Linked DNA regions of Mus musculus: region 2 is linked to region 1. A link is a loop called in an ENCODE intact Hi-C map of the cell type or tissue named here. Cell type or tissue: left cerebral cortex. All regions are shown on one strand. Each heading gives the region's core, and the rest is flanking DNA. Links, peaks and the distances in the headings are about the cores only.

What was found. Peaks named below come from ENCODE experiments on the same cell type or tissue, not always from the same donor. Only the 100,000 strongest peaks of a DNase experiment are listed, where the experiment ranks them.
Region 2: it touches region 1 in a loop (2.0-fold over the local background); 15 of 42 quality-filtered maps call a loop at or near these places.

The regions. Positions count from the first base shown.
Region 1 is chr4:132,567,554-132,570,364 of GRCm38, forward strand. All of the region lies in intron 1 of Ptafr (platelet-activating factor receptor), which reads left to right. Among named protein-coding and RNA genes, the nearest start is that of Ptafr, 4.9 kb to the left of the region's middle. In left cerebral cortex, for the core only: a CTCF peak has its summit at 1,719 (motif pointing right); no DNase peak of the experiment used is centred there.
Region 2 is chr4:132,615,476-132,618,286 of GRCm38, forward strand. No RefSeq gene overlaps it. Among named protein-coding and RNA genes, the nearest start is that of Eya3, 22 kb to the right of the region's middle. In left cerebral cortex, for the core only: no CTCF peak of the experiment used is centred there; DNase peaks (open chromatin) are centred at 1,462, 2,062 and 2,617; H3K27ac peaks cover 1,033 bases.

The DNA.
Region 1 (2,811 bases), core at 303-2,802:
AGGTCAGACAGCTGGTCTGGACGCCATGTTGGCACTCTAGACAACCTTGGAATCTCTGTGATGACAAAAGTCTGTCAGTTGCTATGACAGAGCTGGACCACGCCCAAAACAGAGAAGAGGAAGAGAAAAAAAGGACACCCGGGTTCCTGGAAATCTCCTTCCTGGAAGGGTTTGATGCCCACAGATGCACCCCCCTCCCCAATAGCTCAGCCCTAGGAAAAACCCAGGTCCTAAGCCTGCTGGGAGAGATATCTGGATCATTGCACAAACATCCTTTCAGCTCCTAGAGTAATCTGGTAATTTGTGAATCGTGTTGCATGGGGGAAAGACTCTGTAGATTCGGTATCAATACTCCATAGGGAGATTTTGATTTTATTTATTTATATTTATAATTTTATTTTATTTTATTGAGGTAGTATCTTGTGCAATCCAGGCTGGCCCCCAACTTGCTATGTAGATCAGGCTGGGCTGGCCATAGAAAGGCTTATTATTAATATTAATTATTATTATTATTATTGGTTGGTTTGGCTTTTTGGTTTTCTCTGTATAGACATCACTGTTCCAGAACTTGCTCTGTAGACCAGGTTGGCCTGGAATTCAGAGATCCACCTGTCTTTGCCTCCGCAGTGGGAGTGCTTAAAGGTGTGTGCCACCATCACCCACCCTCCTAGAAAGGATTTCATTCTTATCATTTGGCATAGGAAGAAAGGAAATTTAGCCAGACATGATGGGTCACATCTAAAATCCCAGCACTTTGAGGCTGAAGCAGGGGGATTGTTGTGAGTTTGAAAGCAGCCTGAGATATAAAGGGAGACCCTGTCCCAGTGAATACATAAATAAACAAATAGAAAAAGGGGGGGGTGAGCAGGGGTTCAATCAAGCCACGCATTCATCTCGCATGCATGAGGACCTGAGTTTCATCTTTATGTAAACAAGCCAGTCACGGAGCCCAAACCTATCTCTGTATAGACATCAGTGCTATCTATCATAGTGCTGGGTGCTGGAGATGAGACAGGTATAGTGATTGCTGGCAAGTTAGCCTCGCCTACTCAGTGAGAGACCCTGCCTCAAAAGACAAGGCAGACTGAACCTGAAGAACAACACTCAGAGCAGCTGACTTCTGGTCTCTCTCTCTCTCTCTCACACACACACAGATACACAGATACAGACACACACATAGTACACATTCACACACACACAAATACACAGACACACATCACACAGCGAGACACACACATAAAGACATACACATACAGACACAGACACAACAGACACACACACACATACACAGATAAACACAGACACTCACAGACATACATACAACATATACACAGACACACATACAGAACACACCCACATACATACTCATACATACGTCAATATGCACATATAGACATACACACAGGCGCGCACACACACACACACACACACACACACACACACATATACACACACAACTGCATGGGAAAGCGGCACGTGCTTTTAACCACTGAGTAGTCTCTCCAGCCCTCAGACCTCTGTATACAAACATAATTTTTTGGTGTGTTTATAATTTATGCTATGTATGTATATTTGCATGTGAGTGTAGACACATGTATGGTGTTAGAGGATAACCTTGATTGCTAGTCCTCACCTTCCATCTCTCTCTCTCTTTTAATAAAAAAGGTTATATTTTAATTTTATGTATATGTACCACATGGATGCAGTACCTATGGTGTCCAGAAGAGGGCAGGAATCCTCTGGAACTGCAGTTACAGGTGGTTGTAAGCTGCGATGTGGATGCCGGGAAGGGCTTCTGGAAGAGCAGCCAGCGCTCTTAATTGCTGAACCCCATGCCCAGCTTTTTTCTATGTGTGCACTGAGGTGTGAGGGAGCACACACTCATGCGTGTGGCAGTGGAGGCCAGGGGTCAGCACCAGGATGTCTTCTTCTCCATCTTACATTTTGAGTAGGGCCTTCGCTGACTCTGGATCTTTTCAGCTGCATTGGGTGGTGTCAGTGAGCTCCAAGGACCCACCTGTCTCCAGTCCCCTGGGGCTGCGGTTATAGATGCTCAGAGCCACACAAGCCTTTATGTGGATGATGGGCACTGTACTCAGGTCCTTTTCCACAGATCCATCTCCCGAGACCCGCGTTTAATTTTTGGTAGCGGTCCTTTTAGTGGCTGTGGGGTGGGTTGGTTTCACTTTGCACGTCTGTGATGATGGCTGGTGTAGACACTTAGGGTCCAGCTGTACCTTCTTTGGAGAAGAGACCTGGAGTAAACTCAGTCCTTTCTTACCTCTTCTGTTTGTGCTCTGCATCGTGAGAACCGAACTCAGTGGCTCTGCTGGTTTTGTTGTTGTGAGACAGACTCTCATTATATGGCTCTATATAGTGTAGACCAGGTTGGCCTGGAGCACAAGGCAAACCTTCTGCCCCAGCATCCTGACTGCTGAAGATACAGGTACATGCTGTTGTGGCCAATTCCTTTACCCCAAACCCCTTTTTAGAAGGTCTCATAGATAGCTTATGTCTCTCAGGCAGGCCTTGAATTTGCTAGGTAGCCAAGACTGATTTTAATTCCTGTTCTTCCCTGCCTGTGCCTTCCAAGTGTTAGCATTACAGGGGCATACCATCATGCCTGGCTTTAAGCCTCTTTAAAAATATTTATAGTGCAAGCCAGAGATGGTGGTGCATGCCTTTAATACCAAATTTCGGGAGGATATCTGTGAGCTTGAGGCCAGCCTTTTCATAGCAAATTTCAGGCCAGCCAAGGCTACGTAATGAAACCCTATCTAAAATAAATAAATGAACAAATAAATAAATATT
Region 2 (2,811 bases), core at 174-2,673, 48 kb after region 1:
TTGTATGCCTCTATCTTTATGGATAGCCAGTTCCTGGAATGACTTAATAGCAACAGCCTTTGTTCTTTGCTCTTGGCTCAAAAAGCCCTCCTAACTAGCAAGCCGCGTGAGTCATGGACCTTGAATTTAATTTTCTTTCAACTTCAGTACTTTGAATTTTATTTTTTGTTATTTTTAAAGTTATGTGTACCTGTGTGTGTTTGTGTGAATGTGTGCCACATGAGTGTGGATGCCTGTGGAAGCTAGAGTTATAGGTGGCTGTGAACCACCTGCTGTGCTGCTGGGAATGGAGCTCAAGTCTGTGTCAGGGGCAACAGAAGTGAAGAACTGCTCAGCTGTCTCTCCAGCCCTAAAACTTTTTTTTTGTTAGTTTAGAAAATCAATTTTTTGAAGCTGAAAGCACTTGAGATACAGTAAATTCAGGAAAAGCTGATTTTTCCCTTCCTGCCTAAAAGCATCCTATGACCGTCTCTCTCGTGAGTCCCTGCTGGTGGCAGGATGAGAACAGTCTTCTTTCCAGACGTGGATAGCTGACACCAAAGAGACGAACGCAGATCAACCTGTGTTCCGCTGGTCTCTCCCTACTGAGATAATAGTCACTGTCTAGTCACTGTCCCACAGGGCCCTCTTCCTTACTTCCCTTGTTTTGTCCTAATCCTAGAGTTGGTTATTAGTTGTACTGAATTTATCAACTGGATCGGGAGGTTCTTAACCTATGCTCTCAATACTTGGGAGATGGAGGCAGGATGATTGTGAATCTGAGGCCAGCCTGGGCTACTTAGTGACTTGGTCTGAAAAGCAGATGAATGAATGAATGAATGAATGAATGAAGGCTGAGAATGCAGCTCAGTTAGCACAGAGTGCTCAAGTAGTATATACAAAGCCCTGGATTCAATTGCCAGCACCAAATACAAGTTGGTATGATGATTCACACTGTCACTCAAAGTCATTCCTGGCTACAAATAGTGAGTTTGAGGCTAGCCTGGGATACATGAGATCTTGTCTCATTAAAAAAATGAGGCTAGCCTGGGATACATGAGATCCTGTCTCATTAAAAAATGAGGCTAGCCTGGGATACATGAGATCCTGTCTCATTTAAAAAAAAATCCATCAACTATATTAACTTTTGGGCTTTATGATTTCTCCCATGAATGTGTAAAAAATTTGAATAATTTTTTTCTTTTTGCTTGAGACAGGATCTCATATAGCTCAGGCTGGCTCTGAACTCCTGAACCTCCTGTCTCCATCTCTTAAATGTTGATATCCAGGTGTCACCACATCCTACTGTTTCCTATTCTTTAATTTAATTTATTTCCCATACTTTAATTTTGTATAATTTTTGGGCTTGCCTCAGGACCTAGGAAGGGAGAAGGAAGTTTTTTCTGTCTTGCCCAGGATACAAATCTGGTGCAAGAATGAGATGTTTGAATTTTTTAAATGTAAATGAGTGCTCTATCTGCATGGACACCTACATGCCAGAAGAGGGAATTAGAGCACATTACAGATGGTTGAGAGGGGCCATGTGGTAACTGGGATTGAACTCAGGACCTCTGGAAGAACAATCCATGCTCTTAACTGCTGAGCCATCTCTCTAGCACCAGAGACATTGAGCTTTTAAGGGACAATAAGTGCCATGGTTTGGATGTGCAAAGTCCCCATAAACTCATGCACTTCAGGTTTGGTCCCTAGGCAGTGGTAGTATTTTGGGAGTTTGGCAAAATTGAAGCAGGTGGGGCCTGACTAGGTTAAAGAGGCCCCAGGAGAATGGCTTTTTACTTTGTTTCCTGTCTGCTGTGAGGTAAAGAAACTCCCGAGTCCAATGCTTCTGCCACCAAGCCCAAGGGCAAGCAATCTCGGACCTAGCCCGTGGGGACCTAACCATCTCAAACCACGAGCCAAAATGAACCTATCCTTCTTCGGGTTGTTCCTGTCTGACATCCTGTTGCAGTGATGCAAAAATAACTAGAACAACAATCCTGGCCTGTCAGCCTCTCTTAGGTTGAGATTCACAATGGCACATGTCCTGTTCAGAGGTCTAACTGGTCCAAAGGGCACCCAGTGCAGTCTCCTGCATCTTCTAGGCGTCTGTATTCAACAAAGCAGCCACAGCAGAAGTCTCCTCTCTTGGTCTAGAAATTGAATAGAGTTTCAATAGAGATACTAACCTGTAGGATCCTGCCACACACCATACTTTCTTTTAGAACTTTTGCTTGTTTGTTTTGTTTTGTTTTGGACAGGGTTTTTGCTGTCCTGGAACTCGCTCTGTAGACCAGGCTTGCCTTGAATTCATAGAGATCCTCCTGCCTCTGCTTCACTAGTGCTGGGATCAAAGGTGTGGCCATCACTGCCTGGCTTCTTTTAGAACTTTTAACCCTGATGGAAACTGCTGGAGAAGACGTTGCTCCAAACAGAGAGGGCGTGTTCAGTACCAGCTTTGAGGACATCTAGTTTTGTGTGTCTACCATCCCTGCCTTCAGAGAACTTCCCTCCCAACCTACAAGGCTGCCAGTCACAGGATTTCTTCTTTTTGGTGACAGAAGTTACTCAATCCTGGGTCAGCTAGAATTTCTCAGTGGGTAGAGACACTGGAGGCGGGACACATGAGGAACTGAGTCATCCCGCGGTTCTTCTTTAGGGCGGTTCTTTCCATATGGATCTTGGACCTGTAATACCACCATCTGGGAACTTGCTAGAAATATACTACACTTGGTTCTTTTGCTTTCCCCCTTGTACTGACTCGGGAATTCTGGGACTGGGCTCCAGAAGTCTGTTTTTAACAAGCCCTCCACATGATTCTCTTATATACTAAAA